Linked DNA regions of Homo sapiens: region 1 is linked to region 2. Evidence: read pairs that join two places in POLR2A ChIA-PET (ENCODE). Cell type or tissue: GM12878. All regions are shown on one strand.

Region 1 (4,000 bases), 120 kb after region 2:
CTCTGAGTCTTTTGCTCATTTTCCTATTATATTGTTTATCTTTTCCTTATTAGATTAGCGGGGTTCTTTCTGTATTTTGAATACAAATTCTGTGTTGCTCATTATTGTTGAAATATTGTCAGCTTGTGACTTGTCTTTTCCCTCTTTATGACGTCTTTTTTTACTTTTATTTTTTATTTATTCTTATTATTTTTTATTTTTTAGTAGAGATGAGGTTTCGCCATGTTGGCCAGGATGATCTTGAACTCCTGGCCTGAAGTGATCCCTTTGCTTTGGTTTCCCAAAGTGCTGGGATTACAGGCATGAGCCGTAGCACCCGGCCTTTATGGTGTCTTTTGATAACAGAAGTTCATAAATGTAACGCGGTCAGGCTGGTCGATCTTGTCCTTAGGGTTGGTGCTTTTTGGTTTTGTGCTTGAGGATCCTCCCCCAGCTGTGGTCCCAAGCACCCCCTCACCCAGAGCAGGCAGTGACTTGGATGTTTGGGTAGCGAGCTCTGGGTCAAGTTCCTGGCCCACACCTGCCAGGAACACTCAGCTCTGACTTGCCGTGGAGCCCCCTGTGCCTACTTTGCTGTCCACCCTGGGTGGGTGTGCCCCTGATGCACTGCTGTCAGCTTCCCCTTTGGATCTGGAATTTTATTTTTCTGTCTAACGTGCTTGTCCCCGGTTGGACTGGCCTGTATTCCTTGGGCAACCCAGCAGGTGGCTTGGCCTTTGGACAATTAGCTCCTCTGCTCCCCTGAGGAAGGGAAGGAAAGCCCCAGCGAGTGGTGGAGTTGGCTTCCGAGACACTTTCCAGTGACAGGTCTCTCCGGAGCTGGGGTCTCAGGGCAGGGCCTGCAGGGAAACGTGGACTCACTGGGGAGGAAGTATAGCTTGGCTCTGGGTTTGACGACAATGACGATGGTGACGATGATGATGACGACGATGCTATTTTGTTGTTGTTTTGGGGTTCACAGGAGCTGAGAGGAAGAGCAAGGGTTTGCAAATGAGGAAGAAAGCTGGGAAGTGGTTTCATGCATTTCCTCCTCTCTCCACGTGCCAGAAGGTGCCACTCGGAGGCTGTCTTCCCAGCCTCTTGAGGACAGGCAGAAGTCCTTGTGGCCTCAGTTAAAGGAAAGAAGAGAGAAAGAAAAGAATGAAAGCAAGAAAAGGGGCCAGGAGGGAGTGTGAGCTGCAATCCCAGCATCCTGACATGTGCCCTCATGCCTGGTCACATGCAGGCACGTTGCACGCCCGCTGGGCACAGGCCGCTTGTGTACCTTGGTCACTTATATTCTTAACAGCCATCCAGGACCCCGTCGAGTGCATAATACAGCCGTGTACTAATATAGCCATCCTTAGCAGCCGTCCGTGCACTAATACAGCCGTGCGGGTGGGCTGCCGTGCGCTAACCTAGCCGTCCTTTTGATGTTGGGCATGGGGTCATTTCCAGGGTCAGGTTAGATGTTCTAGACAGACCCAGCAGTGGGTAGCTTTAACTAGTACTTTAGTCCTTCCTTTCCATTATTTCCTTAAGCTACATTCTCATAAATGAAATTTCTGGGTAAATGATGAATATTTTTATGGTTTTAAAAAGACAGCATCAAATTTCTTTTCAAGGACAGGTGCTAATTTGGAAAATCCCAAATACATGTATCTATTAGAGATGGCATCCTGCTATATTGCCCAGGCTGGTCTTCAACTCCCGGCTTCAAGCAGTCCTCTTGCTTTGGCCTCCCCAAGTGCTGGAACTACAGGCGTGAGCCACAGTGCCTGACCCCTCGTAATTTTTAAAGATAGAGTGGGGCAGGAAAAGCTCACCAGAATGTCTCTCCAGCCCGTGAAGGGCTCCAGTCTTGGTGTCTGGAAGGCTCTAATCAGCAGCTCTGTTTTTACGGGGCCAGGCTGGAGCAGACAGGAAGGCTTTATGCTATCTGACTGATAAGGTTGTCTGGGGACTGTTTCCACACCACCGGTTTCTGTGCTTGTTGCTGTGGGCTTGGGTCTGGGGACCTGGGACCTGGCACGGAGCTATGGGGGCTCTGACTGTCTCAGACCCTGCCTCTGCCATCTTAGAGCTCACACTTTAGGTAGGGGGGAATGAAGCAACCGGTGCTCTCTAAGCAGAGTCGGGAAGCCTCATGTACCCAGGGCCTTGCTTTGGCCTCTCAGGGGTCGCAGGCAAGACTGGCTTGGTCAGGCCCAGAGGGTGCCCTGGGAAGGTGGGCCTCTCAGTTCAGGCTGGAAGCCCAGCTAGGGTGGTCAGGCCCTGAGGGCTGGAGGTGTAGGTAGAAAGGTGCCCTCAGGGAAACAACAGAAACGCCCAGTCCAGTGGCAATAAAGCCCCAAGGACAGGCAGGCAGTGCAGGGCACCCCCAGGCCGCCAGCCCAGAACCTTTCCCACTGGGGTCTGGGCCTTTCCATGGGCAGACAGAGCCCCACGGGCCAGGGCTGAGGGATCCATTGTCCCCACACTAGCAGGGCCCCTGACCCACTCGCATCCAGCAAGCGCGGCTGACCTTTCTCTGGGTGCTTGGCCGGAATCCAAGCCCATTCTTCCGAGCACCTCAGAGGGGGGTCAGGGCCTCAGCAGGGACCTGATCAGGACCTGAGGGTGGACAGTTTCACTTTCCCTCAGATACAGGGTGGGAGGCTATTTGGGGACAGGAGCCCAAAAGGGCCTGTCTGCTCACTCAGACCAAAAGTGGGATAAAACCAAAACCACTTCCTGGGAGGACAGCGTCTAGGGTGTCAGAGCCCGACACCGCTGCCCTCCACGCCTGCCTCCGCTGAAGTGGGTTCTGGGGGCTCCGAAGGTCAGCAGGGTTCCGGACGCTTTCCTGGGACTGCCCCTCCCAGCTGTGCAGGCTCAGAGGCTCCTCCACCCACTCCAGCATCCACAACAACAACAAAAATAAAAATAGCTCACACAGGACTTTCCCCATCCCAGCTCTGTGGTAGATGCCACTCTCATTACTCCCATTTTACAGATGAGGAAACTGAAGCACAGAGAGGTCAAGAAACCTGCTCCAGGTCACACAGCCAGTGAGCAGTGGAACCGGGGCTCAGAGGGAGGCAGTCTGACTCCAGAGCCAGAATGTACAGGCTTTTCATGTTGTGAGACGACAAATACATACACACGCGCCCACCAGAAGAAACCTACAGGCTGGGGCTGGGGGCAGAGTGGGGCTCCAAAGCCAGCAGACCTGGGACTGCATCCTAGCACTGCTGATCCCCAGACAGGTGACTTTGGTCGATTATCTTTTACATTTAGAGACAGGATCTCACACTGTTGCCCAGGCTGGAGTGCAGTGGTTGCAATCATAGCTCACTGCAGCCTTGACCTCCTGGGCTCAAGCGATCCTCCCACCTCAGCCCCCCAAGTAGGTAGGACTACAGTTGCATACCACGCCTGGCTAGGTTTTTAAACTTTTTGTAGAGATAGAGTCTCACTGTGTTGTTCAGGCTTGTCTTGAACTCCTGGGCTCAAGCGATCCTCCCACTTCAGCCTCCCAAAACACTGGGACTACAGGTGTGAGCATCTCGCCCAGCTCATTATTTCTGTTCACTTGTTACTTCATCTGTGAAACAGGAGAATAAACCCTACGGGAGCTGTGAGAATGAAAGGAGATCAGTCACATTCACAAACATGGGTGGCACTGTGGCCTCTCCAGCCATGGTAGATAGGCAGGAAGTGTGAGTTCCCATCCCCAGTCCTCCTCCTTCCCAGATAACCTCAGAAAGTCCCATAATTGTCCTGGGTGCAGGGATAGCATTTGGAAAAACTGATGGTTCTATTCATCCTGCTACAGGAGCCTCTTGGAAGATGCAAATGGATGAAACAACAGAAAACTGTGCTGCAAAAGGCCGATGCTCTGTGTATGGCCTCTCAAAAGATGTGAAACTAGGGGGAAAAACAATACCGTTCTTACCCTTTTCCTGGGCACCGCAGAGCCCTGTGATTCTGCTCACACCTGCAATCACCACCGCCTGATGTTCCGCTCTCAGATGCCCCA
Region 2 (4,000 bases):
AAGAATCTTGTTAGTGTCACTTTTGACATTAGCAAGATGAACCCTTAACCCTCGATTCAATTGCCTTACGCACGCTTTTCACAGTGACTAGCCAAGGGGAGGTGGGGTTGATTTCTGTTCCTAACTACACCTGCATATGTCAGGGCTCCAGTCAGCAAAAGGTATAGATGTTGCCTCTAGGCATGAGGTCATTGGTCACATTCTACTTGGAGACAGTGATTGCATTCATTGATTTCATGGTTAATTGCTAGTTGGTAGGTAAAGGCCTCTAGATGATTAGCAATCTTGATAAAAGAGGCCTAGTAATGTTCTTTTGAGGTTAGAAATCCTTGCTGCTAGGACAGTCTCTGTGACAGGTTGCGTTGAATGATGTCTTCCTTATCAATGGTGAGCCCACCAGTGAGGATTACTGATGTGGACAGTTGATGGGGTTTGTTTCTGTATATTTATTTTTATGTACAGAACTTTGTAAAAACGAAACTATTTAAAAAACAAGAATAACATTTTTAGCATCTTTATTCAAGGAGATTTATGGACTTCAATTTGTCTATCAAACATTAAATAGCTTTTTATTACAACCTCTAACTATTACTTATTTCTCTATTTATTATTACTCACCCAAAATAAGTCTGGCAAGTGGCAGACAGCTGCCGTGATTTTGAAAGTTGACAGACTCCTTGGGGTTCATCCACAAAATTGGGTGCTTGGAGTCGAGTTGCCGAATTACTGGGATAAAGAAACATCGTGCCTCAAGGTTCCTCATAGGCTGACCAGGTTTCTACGTGACCTCTCAGTTATTCCCTTACGCCATGACTCATCTTTTACGCTCTTGTCCAGAGGCACTATCAGCAGTTTTGGATAAAGAGCCAAACAGTAAATATTTTAGACTTTACAGGCCACATATGATCTCTGTCACATAGTCTTAGGTTTTTATATTTTTAAAGGATTGTTTTTAAAAAAGATTCTCTGCTCATGGGCTGGATTTGGGCTGAATGCTGTAGTGTGTGGACCCCGTCTAGATCATCAGAAGGAAAAACATTAACCTTCAGAATAGGGGGTAATTCGCTGCAAAAGTACTATAGAATGGTCTCATACATAAATTAGTCAACATTTGTTATCTCCTGCAGGTAGAATATTCCGTGGTTGCTTCTTGACCAAGGGAAATACAGTCTGGCTGTGAGAGACTTAAAATCTCTTGAGGAGCGCTCTGGAGAATGGCTGAAGGAGAGGAAACAGGAGCCTTGAGCAGTGTAATTACAAACAAATAGGTTGGCATAGTCTTAAGTCTTTGAGTCTAGAGAGATTTGAGTTTTGTTTTGCCTGTGGAGGCAATTGGGGGTTTCAGGTCAAAGAGAGGGTCAGTGGAAACAAGGGTGGGCCTTGTGAGGTGTGGGGAAGCCCTGGGACCCTCACTCCCCTTCCAGTGTGTAACTGGATTGGCTCCCACCAGCCCAGAAGATTTACGACGTGGGAAATGGTATACTTGGATTAAAATATTTCATCCAGATTTGTTTACATCTAGAGAGAACCCCTTGTAGGTTATAAGGAAACTTTTTAACATTCTTCCTTGAATATATTTTCTGTAGCTGAAAATGTTTGTGAAGTGGCTGTCAACTACACATCGCATGAGTAGAGGGGCTCTGGGTCGGGGTTTCATATGCAGCAGAGCAGCTCCCTTGCTGCCGTCCATCAAGAGCCCTCAACACAAGAGTTTGTTATAAATAGAAATAAACGACAAAAAGTAGAGGGGTATGTTTAAGTACACTATTAGATGTGACTGACTACCTTGAAACCTGATTTTTTTCCATGGGGAGAAACAGTGCTTGAATTCTGCATGCCCCCCTTGCATCTAGCACCTTTTGGTAGGGGTGGAAGGAGGGTGTCAGGGAGAATGATTAGGAGATAATGGAGGGGAGGGGAAACTTGCGTTGTGTAATAGCATTTGAAGAGCACTTACCACGTGGCAGGAGTGTCCATTTCTGTTTGATCCCCCTAGAATCCTATGAAACGGGTATGTTACTAACCTTGGTTTTCAGAAACTGAAGCTTAGATGGGCTTAGTAACTGGTCCACAACGCTACTCGCTGTAGTCTACTTCATCCTTGTGTTCATATTAGCCAAAGGCCTTAAGTCATCAAGGTGTGGGAAGCTTCTTGCAGCTAATGAAACAGTTATGTGGCCAGGCACAGTGGCTCACGCCTGTAATCCCACCAGCCAAGATGGGTGGATCACCTGAGGTCAGGAGTTCGAGACCAGCCTGACTAATATGGTAAAACCCTGTCTCTACTAAAAATACAAAAAATTAGCTGGGCATGATGGCATATGCCTGTAATCCCAGCTCCTTGGGAGGCTGAGGCAGGAGAATTGCTTGAACGTGGGAGGTGGAGGTGGAGGTTGTGATGAGCCAAGATCGTGCCATTGCACTCCACCCTGGGCAACAAGAGCAAAACTCCATCTCCAAAAAAAAAAAAAAAAAAAAAGTTATGTGAAGTAATAATACAGTGAAAATCACATTACAGATCTAGGGCATTAAGCATTTCAGAAAGGTGGACTGAGCTTGCCAGGGAAAGCAGGTCTTGGACCTTTCTTGAAAAAATGAGAAATTGGGGGCAGAGGTGCAAATGCCAAAAGCTGAGGCCCCTGGGGAAGAAGGGACGGCCAGAGCCATAAAAACCATGCTTCAAACCTAGGCCATGTGCTCACCTTGTCCACCAGCAGAGGCTGCTGTGGGGCTCGCGGTGTGTCCTGGCAGTTGGCAGGAGTTTGGGACAGACACTGGGAGCTGTGAAGTTTTAGATAATGTGTGACGCACCCTATCCCAATCATGGAGCAACATGAGTAAATTGTGGGGCAGAACACACAAGAGTCTTCAATTGGAATGCTTAGGAGATAGAGTTGTGCCCTTGGCTAAATGTTTGAGGAGAAAAGACTTGAACGACCACGTTTGGATCCCATCACCGCCTGGATCCCATCCTCTCCTCAGGGACTCCACTCTGCGCCCCCTTCAGATAGGTAACATGCCAAGTCTGTCTCTTCTTGGAAAGAGCAAGGCCCCGTCAAATGCGCAGCCCTGGGTGCCTCTGGGTGGGCGTTTCTCACCCTACTCCTTAGCGATGTGGAAGGTGCCCTTACTGAGTTCATCCCATTTCTCGTGCCAGTGGAATTTTGGTCTCGCTGTATTTGACTTGACAGCACATTTCCTACATGCCCCTCCTCGCAGCCCTCCCTTCTGGAACACTCTACACACTGGATCTTAGCCCCCGTGACAGTCCACACCTCTCTCCTTTGCCAGTTGTGCCATGGTCTCTAGTCTTGAAAAAGTGTTCTGTGTTCCCTAATTTCTCTTCCTGCATTTGCTGTTAAATCCATTCTGCTGAAGCTGCTCTTCAGGTCACGTGTGGCAGGGGGTGATGGGTCGCCTCGGTCCTCGCCTGAAGTTAGCATCCTTTGCGGTCCTTGAGCACTCCTGAAGAAACACCTCCCTTGGCTTCCAAAACACCGAGTTTGCCTGGCTTTCTCCTACGTTTCTGGCCACTCCTTGTTCTCTTTTGCTGCTTTTTCTCACCTTCCTGAAACCCCTGGGGTGCCCAGAGCTGTCTTTAGACCTGTTCTCTTGGCCACATTTGACACAGTGTGTCTCCCCCTTTCTCCCCTGACTAAGGGGAAGAAGTCAGGTTGCAGTGAATGCTGTGTGTGCTCGGAGCATCCAGTCTTCCTCTGGCACAACTGTCACATTTCGTTGTAATTGTGTCTTTTCTTCACTCCAAGACAAAAGGAGTGGTCTCTTTGGTGTGTGGGTGCATCCCCGGCAACTAGAACAAGCCCTGACATAAGCGCCCACCTCATGGAGTTAGAAAAGGCAAGAAGGAAACCATCACTAATGTCACGTGGCGAAAGTGGCATTGTGGATACCACATATGTGCAAACGCATCTTCTAGTGATTCTGTAGACGGGTAATCGTGGCTTATGATAAAATATCAGTGTCTCATACCCCAATTCAA

Evidence for each region. Peaks named below come from ENCODE experiments on the same cell type or tissue, not always from the same donor. Only the 100,000 strongest peaks of a DNase experiment are listed, where the experiment ranks them.
Region 1: POLR2A ChIA-PET joins it to region 2 with 6 read pairs; 2 of 35 experiments call an interaction of 5 or more read pairs at or near these places.

Annotation. Positions count from the first base shown.
Region 1 is chr15:101,147,346-101,151,345 of GRCh38, reverse strand. All of the region lies in intron 1 of LRRK1-AS1 (LRRK1 antisense RNA 1), which reads left to right. Among named protein-coding and RNA genes, the nearest start is that of LRRK1-AS1, 2.5 kb to the left of the region's middle. In GM12878, no CTCF peak of the experiment used is centred here; no DNase peak of the experiment used is centred here; H3K27ac peaks cover 226 bases.
Region 2 is chr15:101,268,773-101,272,772 of GRCh38, reverse strand. SELENOS (selenoprotein S) reads left to right here. Exons shown (of 6, transcript NM_018445.6): 6 at 1-582. The coding sequence ends at 2. Among named protein-coding and RNA genes, the nearest start is that of SELENOS, 6.7 kb to the left of the region's middle. In GM12878, a CTCF peak has its summit at 2,714 (motif pointing right); no DNase peak of the experiment used is centred here.